Regions from separate parts of the Mus musculus genome. Here region 2 is linked to region 1. The links are chromatin loops, found by intact Hi-C in ENCODE. Cell type or tissue: left cerebral cortex. All regions are shown on one strand.

Region 1 (8,000 bases):
AGTTCCTTCTGTGAGCTGAGACAGGTGGCAGAGGTCACAGCTTTGTTGTTCCCAGAAATGCTTGTCATGGTAGCTTCAGAGGAGGACTGGCCTTCAGAGAAGTCTTGTGTTCCTTCCTCTAGAGAGTCATCCTTAGATGGAGTCTTACTACCCCTTGCAGGCTCTCCTAAGACCTCACACTCTCTAACAAGCAAGTTTTTGGTTCCTGAATGTGCCCAGGGCTCCTGCCTGCTGGGTGGAAAGCATGTCGTGGCCTGGTCTTCCCTGCCTTTCACACCCACTGATGCTCCTCTGAGAACTCTATGGGGGTCAGGTGGGGCAGCAGGCTCCCTAAGGACAAGGGCAGGGGTAGGGGCAGGGGTAGATGCAGGGGTAGGGGAAGTGGCCGGTGGGGTTCTGCGCAGCCAGTTGACAATGCCCATGGTAATGGCAAGTTCTGTGTCACAGAGCTTCAGCAAACATTCCTTGCCCTTCCAGGTACTCTGTAGGAAACCCTGGCTGAGCAAGTCAGGGCCTGGCGCTGGGGCCAGGTTCTCCTCGGCTCCCACCCGGAAGCTGCACATAGACAACGGGGTCCCTAGGGCAGGCCCCGAGAGACTCTCAGACACACAGTCATCATCCAGGATTGGGCCAACAGGGGCCTCGCTGGGGTCATAGAATAGTTCGTAGAGGGCGTCCCCGCTGTAGCTGTCCCTGGGGAAAGTGGCTGCAGGCGTGCCTGGGCTCGCAGCTTCCTTCTTCTCCTCCTCAAGGCCTGGAGAGAAGGAGTCATAGTAACCTTCATCGCTTGTGGACACAGATTCTGGCTGTTCACTTTTGGGGGTACCTGTGTCTATGGAGCTGGCTTTGGAACCGCTGGGGGGACCCCTGCAAGGGAACAGGGGTAGTTCAGCTAATCCAGATGTGTCTAGCCTGGTCTGGTCTGTTTCTGTCCCTTCGGGACTCGTCAACCATGGGCCCATCAGAGCACGCTGCTGCTGCTGCACAGAGCGATTCACACTGTCCCAGAACTTGTTGAAGTCTGATGCTTCATTCTGGGCAGGTGACATCAGCTGTTCCATACCACCCTGGGCGGGGCCACAGGGAGTCTTGCAGTCCAGAGCCTGAGGTGAATGGGCTGGGCTCTCTGGGCCGTCCTTCAGCTCCACAGATGGCACCGAGCTCCCATCTGCAAAGATCTCCCCACAACCTGTAAGTGAATCGAAGCTTTTCAGTGAGGCCACATCCTCACACAGGGCGCTGCAGAGGTCAAAGGGTGAGTCATGTAGAAACTCACTGTCAGACAGGTCCTGGCATAGGCTGTCCAGCCCCAGCCCCTCACCCATGGAGAGGAAAGCCGTGCCTTGCTGCGCTGGGACCCCGGAGGGTGAGAGGTTCTTCCCCTTGGCTGAGAGCGAGGCCAAGTTCTCAGTCTTGCTTCTGCGCATGTGAAATAGGTTTCGAAAGCACTTCTTGGACCTTTTCAGAGAAATCCTTTTTCTTGGGATGCTCTTAGCCACAGCTGGCACGAAGGGCATCTGGGGCACAAAGTGGCGGTAGTCGATCATGCGCTGACCTCCTGGGGTCTCTGAGAAGCTTGTGCTACCTACCATCTGCCCTGTGGGGGCCGCCGCCTTCACAGCCCCTGGAACACTGTCATGAGTCTTACTCTTGCGCACCAACTTGAAGGTGGTTCCACAGAGGGGCACGGGACCCCCTTCAGGATCAGACAGGACCTCTTTGTTGGGGCACCGGCCGTATCCTTGGGAACAGGGACTTGTTTGGGAGCTCTTCTCGCCATAGGCTCGCTGCTGCTCTCCCAGCGACAGTGGCCACTTGTCTGGGTCCTCCTTGGCTGGTGAGTCTATGAGTTTCTCGTGAGAAATCTGCACGCTAGATTTGATGAAGGTCTTTCCTCTCCTCAGCTCCATGTTGACAGTCTTCTTGCCACTGTGGAAGAAAGCAGAGGGCACATAGTATCTGTGATGGTTACGGTTTACTGTCAGCTTGCCTGGATTTAGAATCCTCATGAAAACACTTCTTTTGGTGTGTCTGTGAGAGATGTTTTAAGATTGGGTCATTTGAGATGGAAAGGTGCACCCTGGATTTGGAGAGCATGCCATGGACCCCAGACTCAATGGAAAAAGGAGATGACACCCGGAGAAGTAGCAGTTCACTCTTTCTGCTTGTTGATGGCAGATACAGTGTGACCAGAAGCAACCAGCCTCTTGCTCCTGTCACCAAGCCTTACCACCATCCCCTCAAACGGTGAGCCAAAACAGACTCATTCTTAAGTTGCTTTTGGAAGGTATATTATTACTGCAACAAGAAGGGAAGCCAGGGGCTGGAGACATGGCTCAACAGTTAAGACCACTGACTGCTTGCTCTTCCAGAGGTCCTGAGTTCAATTCCCAGCAACCACATGGTGACTCACAACCATCTGCAATGGAATCCAATGCCCTCTTCTGGTGCGTCTGAAGACAGCAACAGCGACAGCATACTCACATATATAAAATAAAAAAATCTTTAAAAAAGAAGAAGGACCCAGCATTCAGGAGGCAGAGGCAGGTGGATTTCTGAGTTCGAGGTCAGCCTGGTCTACAGAGTTCCAGGACAGCCAGGGCTACACAGAGAAACCCTGCCTCAAAAAAACAAAAAAGCAAAAACAGAAGAAGAAGAAGAAGAAGAAGAAGAAGAAGAAGAAGAGGAGGAGGAGGAGGAGGAGGAGGAGGAGGAGGAGGAGGAGGAGGAGGAGGAGGAGGAGGAGGAGGAGGAGGAGGAGGAGGAGGAGAAAGTAAGCCAGTGCTGTGTGCAAAAATTATAAAGTCTGTAGGCTCTGAAAGGCCAGCCTGCCCCTGCTCACATGACTTGATGGATTCCGGTGCTTTAGCCCTAGTGGATTCTCCATGGAGAGGGAAAGAAGAAAGAGGAACAGGATGCCACCTTTTACGTTTTCAAGTTGCCCAAGCACTCTTTGAGCTCTCCAGTCAATTCAGGTTCCCATTTCCAGGCCCAGGAATTCAATAACAACACCCTCTATCTGTTATGAGGCTATTCCTTCCCAACTGAAACACTCTCTCCTGGGCAGCCAGGGAAGGCTCCTTAACCCATAGAAAGTAAACAAATCCTGCAATATCCTGAAATTTACAAGACTCACAAGGGCACACACACTCCTGGCTATACAAGCAGTAACAATGATAACCAGCTGAGCTTCCTGCAAGTTATGCAAACAGCCTTGGAGTCACCACCACCCAAAGGGACACCCTGCCTACACTGTTAGAAGTTACCCAATGAAGATGCTGGTTCGAAAATCAGGCTACAGTGGAATGATTTATTTAGTCTGGCAAATTGATGTTTGTTTCGCTCACCCCAAGAAAAGTCACATAGCACCTACCCTTACCACATCCTCAGGAGGAGCATCTCAGCCTTCTGAGTATATAGTATGGAGGAGTTGGGGAAGTAGGATGCCTCCCAGGCCTGAAGCATCAAGGGAGGACCAGGCATCTGCTGGGGAAAGTAAGACTCAGTCTGTACCGAGGCTCTCAAGCAAGAGGCAGCCAAAAATCTCACAGGGTTTGCAAAGCATGAGCCAGGGGAGGAGGGAATCTCATGGCAGCAAGGCACAGCACATGTCACAGAATATCATGGACCAGAAAGGCAGGCAGCTGTCACTGACAGATATCGCCTGGAGTCCATCTAGAGATGGTTTCTGGTGACCAGGCTGAGTTCATGGCAGAAGATGCTACAGTCAGCACTGGGAGTCGGGGGCTTTGCTGGGTGGTGAATGTGCTAGTGACTTGATTGTTCTGTCATAGCTGGGCCTTCCCTGGCTGTATCCCGGGATCCCAGAAGCACTTGAGTCTTCTGGTGAGTGTGTGGAAGCAGGGACATTAAGGAGGCCGGACTTGCAGAATCGATGAGGAGAAAGGAACCACAAGAGGCTGACCAAAGAGCCTGAGGCTGTTCTAGAAGTGGAGTCAGAGTCTTCCAAAGGGGGGGGGGGGAATGCCAGGCTTCAGGAGTCACATAAAAAGAAGGCAGGACGGGAGTCCTGACACTAGAGACCAAAGGGCTGGCTTGTAAGAGAAGAATCTGGTTTAGAACATGCAGCCCTTAGGGTAGATGTATAGAGCCAGAGGACCCTAGCAAGAAATGGAAAACCAGCGCATGGCTGGAGAACCTTCTGAGCTCTTTCCCCAGCCCTAGCAGAAACTCTCTCTGCCTGTGGCCTGAAGGTCAGCCTCTGTCCACCTGGCTAGAGATGTTGAGGCTGAGGTCTCTCTAGGACTGCTCTGTGGTCATCCCCTGCATTTGTTCATCCCAGCCCCAGCCTGTGAGGAGGGCTTGCAGCAGGTTCAGCCCTATAAACTGCCCCAAAGAAGCCTCCTGGTTGCCTCTAGATGGCAGCATGAAAGCCATCTGGCAGTCAGGCTGGCCAGAGTCCCAGAAGTGCCCCTGCATGCAGCTTCAAGTGGGCAAAGCCAGCATCACAGGGACTCATGGGCAAGCTGACTGCACTGCTGCCACCTGCTTGCACCTGGGGGGTAGCACTTTCTCCCGTCCAAGTGACATCTGGGACTTTTGGCTGGGGGACAAGACAAGTAGTCTGCATTGTTCAGGAGAGCCACAGAGCACAGGCTTAGCTCTCCCTCTGTGTGGCTCCTTTAATCACAGCACAATAGCTCTTGGGCACCGTGCCTCAGGTGCCATGGTGGCTTTTCAGTCTCCTGGGAGACGGGTGGGCACCGTGCCTCAGGCATCAGGGTTGCTGTTCAGCTTGTTGGGAGATGGCGAGGGCCCAAGCCTTTTCCATCCTGACCCTGCAGATTTCTCCTCAGAGCATTCTGCCTCTCGCATTCCTTTACAGGTTTGGTGAGCTCTAATGCACATGGCAAAGTGCTTATTATGCAGGGTCTGGTGGCAAGGGACTCAACTTGAGCATTGCTATTACCCACCTAACCAAGCAGAAAGCTTGGCCCCTACGCTTACAAGGGACAAACTACTGTAATCATCACTTTACAAAGTATGAGCTCAGGGCTGGAGAAATGACTTAGCAGTTAAGAGCACGTGCTGCTCTCTCCGAAGAGCAGAGTTTGGTTCCTAGAACCCACACTAGGGAGTTCACAATCACCTGTAACTCCCAGTTCTGGGAGAAGGGGGTGCAGGTATGACCCTGTCTCCTCACCTCTTCAGGTATCTGCACATACATGCACATACTCACTCATACATGCACATACTCACTCATGCATGCACATCATTAAAAATTAAAAGAATTCCTTTTCTAAAATTCAACTTCAGAAAAGCCAATAAACTAAGCCATTGGTAGTAAAGCTGGGACTTGAACCCCTGAACCAATGATCAAGATCTCTACCTCCCTCCTTCAACCTCTCATCACTCAGTAACCCAGGCTAGCCTTGAATACTTCATTCTCCTGCCTCAACCTCTAGAGTACCAGGATTACAGGTTATGTACTACCACATCCCACTAGAACTATCTTTTGTGAGAAACTTAAATGAATAAATGTGTTCTCATTAGGAATTCTGGAAAACACAATGAAGGTAAAGACTTCAGGTTGCAAGCCTAACACAAATTAGAAAAATTATAACTTTGTAATTTAGAAACATTTATATTTGAAAACCGTGTGATTTTAAAGGAGATATTTGTTACAGGATATCTAGTTTATTCATGCCTCTCAGTGTTCAGCGAGCATATTTTAGTTACTGTATCCCTGGAAGTCATTTCATCCGGCTACATTAAAGATTATTTCCCTGTATATAAAATTTTGCACCTGTAAGAATTAAACTGTTTAGACTGAGATCTCTTTCAGAAAAAAAAAAAAAATACCAGTTTCTAATCTGCAGCGTGGTCACGTGAGCTAAAATCAGGAAAGGGTGGACATTTCATTCCATTCTGAACTTAGAATGTGATCCTCCCAGGACGACGATACAAAGGACTGTATACTGGACTGTATCCCTTATAGTGATACAGCTAGGACCTCATAAGCTTCATTGCCACTGTGTATGCAATAAGACCGAGTAGCAAACTTCAAGACAGCACACTGGAGACCTCAGTCCTAGGCAGCGGCCTGTCGCTTCAATCAGTGTTCACATCAAAATGTCTAATCCAGCCTGTCTTTGGAAATCTATCCTGTTACTTTATCCAGCCCTTCTCTTTGGAAATGGGAGCCTTCTGCCCGATGGGAAGCTAATTGAGCAGTCACCTTCTACAACAGCTTTCGGAAGCAGAGAAGGATTTATGTGAGCGGCCAGATACTAAACCAGCACTGCCTGGGGGCAGAGGCTAAATGTCTTTAGCTTCTCAGTCAGAAAAACCAAGATCAAGTCATCTGAGAGGCACTCTGTTTTATAACCCTGTGGCTAACAACCTGTCAGTCCGTGTAAACTCATGACAGGTCCAAAGGAAGTAGGTGGTACCTGCCTTGTAGTCTGCGGAGCTTAGCCACCACTTATATTTGATTCTAGTGCTTACTCTAGAGCAAGATTTAAAGGTTTTCAAAGTCCAGGGCTTCAACTGTAACAGACAATTGTATACACTATTGCATGTGTGTGTGTGTCTGTGTGTGTATGTCTATGTGTTTATATGTGCATGTGTATATGCGTGTGCATGTATGTGTGTATATGTGCATATGTGTATTGTATGTTGTATATGTATCTTTATATGTGTGTGTGCATGCATGAGTGTGTGTGTGCGTATGTGTGAGAGAAAAAAAGAGAGAAAGAGAAAGGGGGAGAGGAGGGAGGGAGAGGGAGGGAGGGAGGGAGGGAGGGAGGGAGGGAGAGAGAGAGAGAGAGAGAGAGAGAGAGAGAGAGAGAGACCTGTGGACATGAAGATTAGAGGTCAACTTCCAGTGTCATTCATTCCTCAGGAGCCATCATCCACTTTGCTTTTGAAACAGTCCCTCACTGAGACCTGGAGCTTCCTGAGCAAGCTAGACTGACTAGACAGTGAGCTCCCAAGGATCTACCTATCTCCCTAAGTTTAGAGATTTCAAGTCTATGCCACGTGACTGGATTTTTATGTGGCTCCTGGGGACTGAAACCAGCTCCTTGGACTTGCTTGAAGTTTTAGCAAAATTTTTATTACTGTTTGTGTGTGCATGTGTGCATGCATGCACTAAGGTACCATGATGCATGTGAGGAGGCCAGAAGACAAGCTACAATGGTCTGATCTCTCTTTCCACTGTGCAGGCCCAAGGAATCCAACTCAGGTCATCAGGCACTGCAGAAAGTGTTTTTAACTCACCAAGTCATCTGAGAGGCCCCAAGTTCTTTACTGACCAAGTTACCATCTTCCCAGTCTCCGTGGAAAGTCTCTAAGGCTCAGACCTCCAACTCTACTACTGACAGTTTAAGATGGTGTTACGTATTTAAATGAAGTGTTTTATGTGTTTGAAACACCTTGACCATATGTTTCATTTGATGAAATTTCACACATTTCAGATTCCTAAAAAGGATATTGGGTCTGGAAACTTTACTTCTACAAACGCAATTTATGCTAATAATTTTCAAAGACAGGCCCCCAACTACACTAAGCAGCCTCTCACCTCTAATATGAACCTTTGCATTCCATGAGCTCAGAACCCATGCAGGACACTTATTTAATCCATTCTCTTTCAAGGATGTGAAAACCTAAAAGACAGCAGAAGACCAAGGAGACACAGAAAGTGCATTCTAGACAGTGGACACACCCTGCAAAAGGCCCCAAGGAAAAGAGACATATAAACATGGATGCAGCGGTGACTGAAAGAGCAATGGGAACAGGCCAGGAGATCAGTCAGGAGGCCATAGCTGACCCAAGGACCCTGGACGGAGTGTGAGGAGCTACAGGTGAAAGTGGAAACTTGGGACAAGAGAGAATGGGGGGAAAGGAATGTGAATCTGAAACTACATCAGAGATCAGCAGAAAGGCGATCATGGAGATGTTCGTGTCTGCTTCTGACTCTCAGCACACCAGGACAGGAGTTTACTACAAAATTAACACTTCACGAAGCGACCTCTCTA
Region 2 (8,000 bases), 120 kb after region 1:
TTCCAAGTCCTTGTAAGCCACTTGATGTTGGTGCTAGGAACCAAATGTGGGTCCTTTGCAACAGCAGAATACACTTTTAACCGCTGAGCCATTTCTCCATCCCCATGAGTGGGAGGTAAATAACTGTTGACCTGGAGAGATGGCTCATGGGTAAGAACAGATGCTGAACAAGAATGAGGATCTGAATTCAAAGACCCAGCACCCATGGGAGATGGCTGGTATACCCTGTAACTCCAACATCGTAGGGGCAAAGAACAAACAGAGGATCTCTAGGCTATGGTTGCCAGCCTAGTTCTAGGCTAAGAGAAACACCCGAGTCAAGGAAAAAAAGCAGAAAGTGGACAGCACAGGACACCTGACATCCTCCTTTGATCTCTAAATATGTGCACACCACACAATGAATGCATACAAAATAGCAAGTGTGGCTGAACATAGGGAGAGACCAAAACCCCTAGCCAATAGAAGCCGAAAAGTTCTAGCCACTGTGGAAAAAAAAAAATTAAACAATTCTGCTGCAGATTTATATTCAAATAATTGAAAAAAAAAATAGACAGTTCTAGAGAGAGAGCTCAGCAATTAAGAGTGCCACACAACCATGAACACTGGAGCACAGATCCTAGCACCCATATAACAAGCTAGGCACCTTTGTATGCTTGTAGCCCCAGCTCAGCGGTGGGCAGAGACAGGAAGATCTCTGGGGCTTGCCAGCTTCTAGCCAAGCTGAGAAAATTCAAGGACTGAGTTCAGGGAGGACCCCTAAAGGAACAAAAGAGCCAGCAGAGTGTCACAAGTCTTTAAACCTAGCAATATAGCAGAAGCAGGGGGGGGGGGGCAGAAACAGGTGGATCTCTGTGAGTTCCAGGCCAGCCAAGGTGATATAGTGAGATGCACGAGACAGAGACACATATCCATAACCACACATGGACATGCATTGACTCACACAAATGAAAACGAAAGCCAGAAGCAAACATAAACTGTTTTATCAGTGTGTGCCAACCGTGGTCTAAAAGGGAGAGCAGCCCAACTGTCTATCAGCAGATGAATGGGTACAGGAAACACGACACAAAGCCATGGCATATTCAGTCTTACAATGAATGACATTCTGGTGCACATGACATCATGGACAGACCTTAAAACCATCAAGGGAAAGGAACCAGAAACAGAAGGACACATATTTTATAATCCCATTTACACGGTGCGGCTAGGACAGGCAACAATAGGGACAGAAGACAGGTGGCCAGGACCAGGGGAGGAGGAGGAGTTTATGCTGTGTGTGTGTGTGTGTGTGTGTGTGTGTGTGTGTGTGTGTGTGTGTTGGGTGCCCAAGGAGGCCAGAAGAGGGCATCAGATCCCTTTGGGGCTGGAGTTATAGGTAATTATAAGCTACTTGATGTAGGTACTACCTAGGAGTTCAGGTCCTCTACAGAGTAACAAGTGCTCTTAACCTCCAGACATCTTTCAGTCCCTTACATGGCGATTTTTATGTTTACATATATTTTACCACAAGGTTTACAAGACCCAGTTAGAGACTCCCTTATATTTCCAACAATGGCTATAATGGGGGTAGGGGGGGCAGGGAACAGGGGTAACAGGCAGAATGGCTCATGGGTAAAGACACTTGTTGCCAAGTCAATCCCAGGGACCCACATGGATGAAAGAGACATCCACTTCCCAAATTTGTCTCTGACCTCTGCCCCATTCCACGGCACACATGTGCACACATGCGCATGCCCCTATACACAGTAAGTAAAAGGTTTTCAAAATGAGAAGGAATCAGAACTGTTGGCGAGGATGTAAGGAAACTGGAGTTGTGTACTGTGGATGGAAAAGTAACCTGACACAGCTACTCTGGAAAATGGCCTGTCACTTCCTTAAACTAGAGTTAAAATTAGAGTTCCTCTATGAGCCAGCAGTTCCACCTAGTGCAAACTCTAAGTTCATGTCCACACAAAGGCTTGCATACGAAAGTTCACAGCGGTGTGATTCAGAGAAGCAATCCAGCATCTACAAACTGCTTAGAGGAGGAGTGAGATGTAGGTGCGTTCAAGGTGCTATTCAGCAATCAAAAGAAGTACACTAGGGCCATGCTTCTGGATGCAAGAACCGAGAACACAAAGAGGAAGACGCCAGTCGTGGAAGGCACGTGCCACACAATTCCATTTCATGTTAAACATGCCGAGTAGGCAAATCTGCTGGCATCAAAAGGAGACTAGGGGACTAGGGGTTGCCTGTGACTTTAAACATGGGCTGGGACTGCTAACAGGGTGGTGAATGTGTGGATGGTCTCCCTGAGTTGCCCAGGCTGGCCTCAGGGGTTTTTTTGGTTTTGGTTTTGGTTTTGGTTTTTTTTTTTTTTGGCTTTTTTTTTTTTTTTTTTTTTTTTTTTTGGTTTTTCGAGACAGGGTTTCTTTGTATAGCCCTGGCTGTCCTGGAACTCACTTTGTAGACTAGGCTGGCCTCGAACTCAGAAATCTGCCTGCCTCTGCCTCCCGAGTGCTGGGATTAAAGGCGTGCACCACCACCGCCCGGCAGCCTCAAAGTTTTGATGCTCTTACTTTGGCCTCCTAAGAACCTGAAGTACACACTGGGAGCTGGCATGCCTGGCTAAACGGGAGAATTGTATCCCGGTAAGAAGATAGTCAAAGGTAAAAATAATAGCTTGTGGAGGGTCGTCATACTACTGTGATGTGCATTTCCCCTTTTAGAATTATCCCATGTGTTGAGGTAGACAAGAACTATGAAGGAAAATGGTAAGACACAGGAAAGAGTTAGAGGTGGGCATGTGGGGGTGTGACACCACGTGAAGGTCCAGGTAACAGAATGGGCAATGGTAAAACCCATGGCAGAGGACATCCCCAAACAGAGCCTGTAGAGGGGAGTATAAGAAGCAGGCAAGGGTATAAAGAGACCAGGGTGGAGACTCTTCAGTACATGATGTGGGCTGATCGGGCTGCCAGTACTGTGGGGACAACCCCATGATCAAAAGGAAAAAGATCAAGGCAAAATTAGGACCAGTGGCTTTTGCAGAGCTGCAGTGGAGTCAGGCAGGGACTGGACTCTGGTTCTAGGGACAAGAAGGAGACTCCGCGCCTCCTCTCCTCCCTGCACAAGCCTTCTTTGCATTCTAGGAGGCTGAGGATACATACCCGTCCATTTTCTGTCTCTTGACAGGCCATCAGGATTACCTAGACAAAAGGTAAGGAAGACGGAGGCCACTGAGTAAGGAGAAATCGGAAGGACAGGGACTCAGAACCATGCCCCTCTCTCTCTGTCCCGCAAAGCTGACCTTGACCCCAAACTCCCAAACCAGGCGCCAGAAGTCCAACAGTGTGTGAGGCAGGGGTCCTTGCGTCGCAATGTAGGCCTGGCTTCCATCTATGCCCTAGGAAAGGCCCATTCATTAACGAGATGCTGAAGCCTGTCCCAACCCACCCCAAAGCCACCCCTCCCCTGATCACTAGCCTGACCCGGATGAAGTTGGCATTGATGTAATCTCCATGTCCCTCCTCTTGGAGCAGGGAAAGGATGACTCTTGTCTCATCATCTGGGAGAGGGTGGGACATGTGGAGGGGTGGGTGTCAAGTCACTGACGCCCTCCCAGGCAAAAGCAAGCGGGGTGACAGCACACTAGTGGAGCTCTGCCCCCTTGTGGCTTCAGGGAGTAATGCAGCTACCTCAAGCACAAGCAATAGCATGCTTTGGGGAGTGGCGGGGGGCGGGGTTTGAGGGGAGGGAGGAAGAGTGGGAGGGGCTGGCTGTGGGTGGGTGCGGCCAAATGGGCACTGCCACCCAGCATTTGTGCAAGTGGCACTGATTCCCTCAAGATACCCACTGACTTACATGCTACCACATCTTTGTAGCGGTTCTTGTTCGTGTTCCCAAGCCGACTGCCGGCTTTAGTGGAACACACACCTTCAGACTTCCAGGCCACTGAGCGGGCCTTAATGTCCTAGTGGAAAGCACCATGAGCAGAAAGAACAGAGTGAGACCCAGCCGTACTAGCATCTGTGTAATAATATCTAGGACAGCAGGTGAAAGTCAGGCCCAGTGCTAGGGGATTTAGACATCCCAAGTGGGGGGCTATCCACTCTCCCCATTGTGCAGATGAACGTTGATGTAGGTAGTGAGTGGTTGAGTAACTTGCCAAAGGTCCCTCAAGGAGGTACCCCAATAAAGATTGAATCCAGACCTCTCAGATCTGCACATTCAATCATGTTATAATGTACTATAAATCATAATAAAATATGCATCATTTAGACCCAAAAGATAGTTCGGTGCATATAATAAGCACTTTCTGCACAGGCCTGAAGATTTTCTACTCAATCCCTATATCCCCACACCATAAGGAGACCTGACACCAGAAAATTGTCCTCTGACTGTACATAGGTGCTGTGGCATGAACAAGACCCCCACCCCCAAAACAAATTAAACTGGGGCCAGGGAGATGCATCAGTGGGTAGAGGTGTTTGCCACCAAGCCAGATAACCTGACTTTCACCCCAAGGTAAGATAGAAGGGTAAAAGTAGCTCTCATGGTTGTCCAGTTCCCCCAGAACATGTGTGCACACATATAATTTAAACAAGTTCAAAGTCATCCTTGGCTACATATTCAATTCAAGACCGGCCTGAACCTGTCTCAAGACCCTGTCTCAAAAAAATAATAGGGCTTAGAAAAGATGGCTAAGTGGTTAGGAGTGCTTTCTGCTCTTATAGAGAACCAAGTTTGGTTCCTGGCACTAGCACTGGCCAGATCACAAGTGCTGGTACCTCCAGCTTCAGGGATTCAATAGCCTTTTCTAGTCTCCAAGAGTATCTATATACACACATGCATACATACATATATAGCTACATGCGCCAAATAAAAATTAAAAATACTTTAAACAAGGTACAGCATGACAATATGCTATAGATATGAGGTATAACATGTAGGAAGATGCTATAGGTGCTTTATAGCTGTTGCATTATTATAACTGGTGAAGAGTACCGCTCTTATCGGGTGCTCATATTTGCAATGACTGGCATTGTGTTTGGGCCACCATTCCAAAGTGGTTTACTTATGTTGGTCAGGTTTTTCCAGCCCCCAGAGACACCTTCTTCCTGTTTATGCATATCTTCTTGCTTATAAAATGTATACTTTATGCTAGTAGTTCTTCTGTTACAGCATTTACATATGAAAATTATCTAGACTCACATTTAACCTGTCCATATGCTTGTGTGTATATTTACTTACTAACTTAATACATTTGGTTTGGGTTTTTTGTTTGTTTGTTTGTTCGTTTGCTTGCTTTTTGGGTTTTTTGGTTTGGTTTGGTTTTAGGTTTGCGAGACAGGATTTCTCCGTGTAGCCCTGGCTGTCCTGGAACTCACTCTGTAGACCAGGCTGGCCTTGAACTCAAGAGATTCACCTGGCTCTGCTTCCCAAGTGCTGAAATCAAAGGTGTGTGCCATCATCACCCTGCTATAAATTTGGTTCTTATTAATGTTTGTTGTATCTGTTGTGGTGTTTGGTTGCTTTGTTGGGTTTTTGTTTGTTTGTTTTGCTTATTTAGTTAGTTGGGGTTATTTTTTTTGTTTGGTTGGTTTTTTTATTGTTTTAGAGACAAGGTCTTCCTACATATCCCTGGCTGTCCTGGAGTTCACTGTGTAGACCAGACTGACCTCAGACTTACAGTAACCTTCCTTTCCCTGCCTCCAAGTGCTAGGATTAAAGGCATGCACCACCACCAGAGTTTCACTGTTACTGGTTTACATATTGGCCTGTGTAAACTATCTTTTTCATTCTTTGAAACAATCTCCAGAGTATTCCAGAGTGGTCACAAAATTATGTAATTCAGGCTGGCCTTGAACTCATGGTTATCCCCCGGTTTTAGGCTACCAACTGCTAGAATTACAGGCATGTGCCACCATGCCAGGCTGTAAGTGATCATTTAATGTCACACTTATTTTTATATCATTGTCATTTACATTTCTAAGTTTGAGATAGTGTATTACGTATTTGGATCATGTCACTCTATTTAAAATACGTCATTACATGTTGTGTGCCATGGCTGTTGAGTGGCAGTAGCTCTCACAAGCTTGATTGGCCCGAGGTAACGTTTACAACCTTTGTAAACCATGTTAAAGGCAGGTGCATACAGTTAATATAGCCAGTGAATACCCAACGCGTGCTAGGTGCATCTACCCAAACCACCTAATTTTCAAACCGGCTTGTCTTTTATCATTCACAATTCAAAACAGGTGAAAATGAAGTCAGAGCTCCCAGGGCCACAGTTCTGAAAAGCCCTAGGATAGACTGGTAACGCGAAACCTAGGCTAGGCTACAAGTTTCCTCGTTCCTCTTTCTGCTGCCCCAAACCACTTCCTCCCTGGGATTACAAGGTGACCCAGGAGTGGCCCGGGTTGGGGACTCGAGTCCAGCGCAGGTGTGTTGCCTCCCTCCACGGCGGAAGCCACGGCCCCGCTAGGGAGAAGATTGCACCGGGAGCTCGACACCGACACCTGAGTGTGTCTGGCTCCTCCTAAACAGTAGCCGTCTTCACCCTCTGGGCACCTGTGGGCAAAGTGCGGAAGGCTGGGAGAGTCAGGGTGAGAGAAGTGCGGGAAGAGGAAAGCCGAGAGCAGGAGGGAGGAGACGCCCCGGGAGCTGAGAGGAAAAGGCAGAGCTTTCATATTGCACAGGTGGACAGCCGTGGGGAGCGCCTGGCTGCGAAGCTTGATGGCTGGAGTGTCACTCACGCTGAACTCACGAGCGAGGATTGCCCCCTCCCGGTAGTCCCGGGCCTCCAGCTGCTCCAAGAAGCTCCTCACCAAGTCCGTATGGCGACTCATGCTGCGACCCGCTCTGAGGTCTCCCACAAGGAGTGATCCGACTCCGAGAATTTAGCCACTGCGAGGTGGGGCCTCCATTCCAGCAGCCAATGAAGACCGGTAATTGGCAGGCTCCTCGGCCAATGGCACTAGGAGTTCACTCCGTTCGTCCCGCCCATAGGTGCTGGCTGCCACCGCAGCCGAACTGGCCGTCCAAGTAGCTGCGGGTCCCGCAATTCCCCACTGGCGCCTCGGGTGCTTCGGCTGCCGTGAAGCTGGTGGAGTCCGCACGGAACGCTCAGTCCCATTGGCCTTTCCAGGGGGATGGCTGCGCTCTCAATCTCGCAGGCCGGGTTCCCAAGGTTGCTCCGGAGTCCTGCGAGCGCTGAGGTTCACAGTCGTGCGACAGCGGAATATGAGAGAGGTCGGGGACTTCGAATAAATATATTCCCTGCACTTTGCTCTGGGAAAAGGCCTATTTCTGAGGGTAGGGGGTGTGATTTCACTTTTGGAACCTGCTGGAAAAGCGGGGACACCAGGATTCAGTCCTAACTTGTGGATCTTAACCCATACCCCTCAGGGAGGAAGAGACTAGAGAGGCATTGGGAGGAAAAGTGGTCTCAACACTCACTCCGTCCCCCTTCAGGAGTTTGAAGAAGATCTTATGCTGAAGCTCCTGGGGTCCTGGAGACTAAAGACTGGAGAAGAGCCGTGCTAAGGTTTGTAGCTGAATTGGTAGAGTGCCTGTCCCAGCATTCACAAGGTGGAGGCAAGAAAATCAGAAAGTCAAGGTCACCCTAGCTTACATTGTGAATTCAAAGTTAGCTTGTGATGAAATCCTGTCTCAAAGTTAAAAAAAAAAATGGAAGAAAGGAAGGAAGGAAGGAAGGGAGAGAGAGAGAGAGAGAGAGAGAGAGAGAAAGGAAAATGTTTTAATGATGGTGGAATGGTTCAGTAGGTAAATGCCTTGCCACTAAATAAACATGACAACCTGGATTTGATACCTAGGACCCACATGGTGGAAGGAGAAAATCGACTCCAGAGTGTTGTCCTTGGACAACTACACAGGCTCTATAGTGAGGGTGTATCTCCCTACACACAAAAGAAAATAAAAGGGGGTTCTTTCCAAAACAGGCTTCAGCAGATGGAGTAGCACCACCTGCAAGGGAACCAAAGAATTTCAAGCATTGCCAA

What was found. Hi-C counts contacts between places; a loop is a spot of excess contacts. Peaks named below come from ENCODE experiments on the same cell type or tissue, not always from the same donor. Only the 100,000 strongest peaks of a DNase experiment are listed, where the experiment ranks them.
Region 2: it touches region 1 in a loop (2.0-fold over the local background); 2 of 42 quality-filtered maps call a loop at or near these places.

What each region holds. Positions count from the first base shown.
Region 1 is chr1:34,580,592-34,588,591 of GRCm38, reverse strand. Amer3 (APC membrane recruitment 3) reads right to left here. Exons shown (of 2, transcript NM_213727.2): 2 at 1-1,929. The coding sequence starts at 1,910. Among named protein-coding and RNA genes, the nearest start is that of Amer3, 4.9 kb to the right of the region's middle. In left cerebral cortex, a CTCF peak has its summit at 4,390 (motif pointing right); a DNase peak (open chromatin) is centred at 4,477; H3K4me3 peaks cover 334 bases.
Region 2 is chr1:34,458,651-34,466,650 of GRCm38, reverse strand. Ptpn18 (protein tyrosine phosphatase, non-receptor type 18) reads right to left here and starts at 6,905. Exons shown (of 15, transcript NM_011206.2): 1 at 6,735-6,905; 2 at 3,841-3,949; 3 at 3,468-3,544; 4 at 3,287-3,382; 5 at 3,147-3,185. The coding sequence starts at 6,827. Gm32504 (a long non-coding RNA gene) reads left to right here and starts at 5,616. Exons shown (of 4, transcript XR_373299.3): 1 at 5,616-6,892; 2 at 6,988-7,230; 3 at 7,387-8,000. In left cerebral cortex, CTCF peaks have their summits at 3,639 (motif pointing left) and 6,793; DNase peaks (open chromatin) are centred at 1,976, 3,660 and 6,941; H3K4me3 peaks cover 1,189 bases.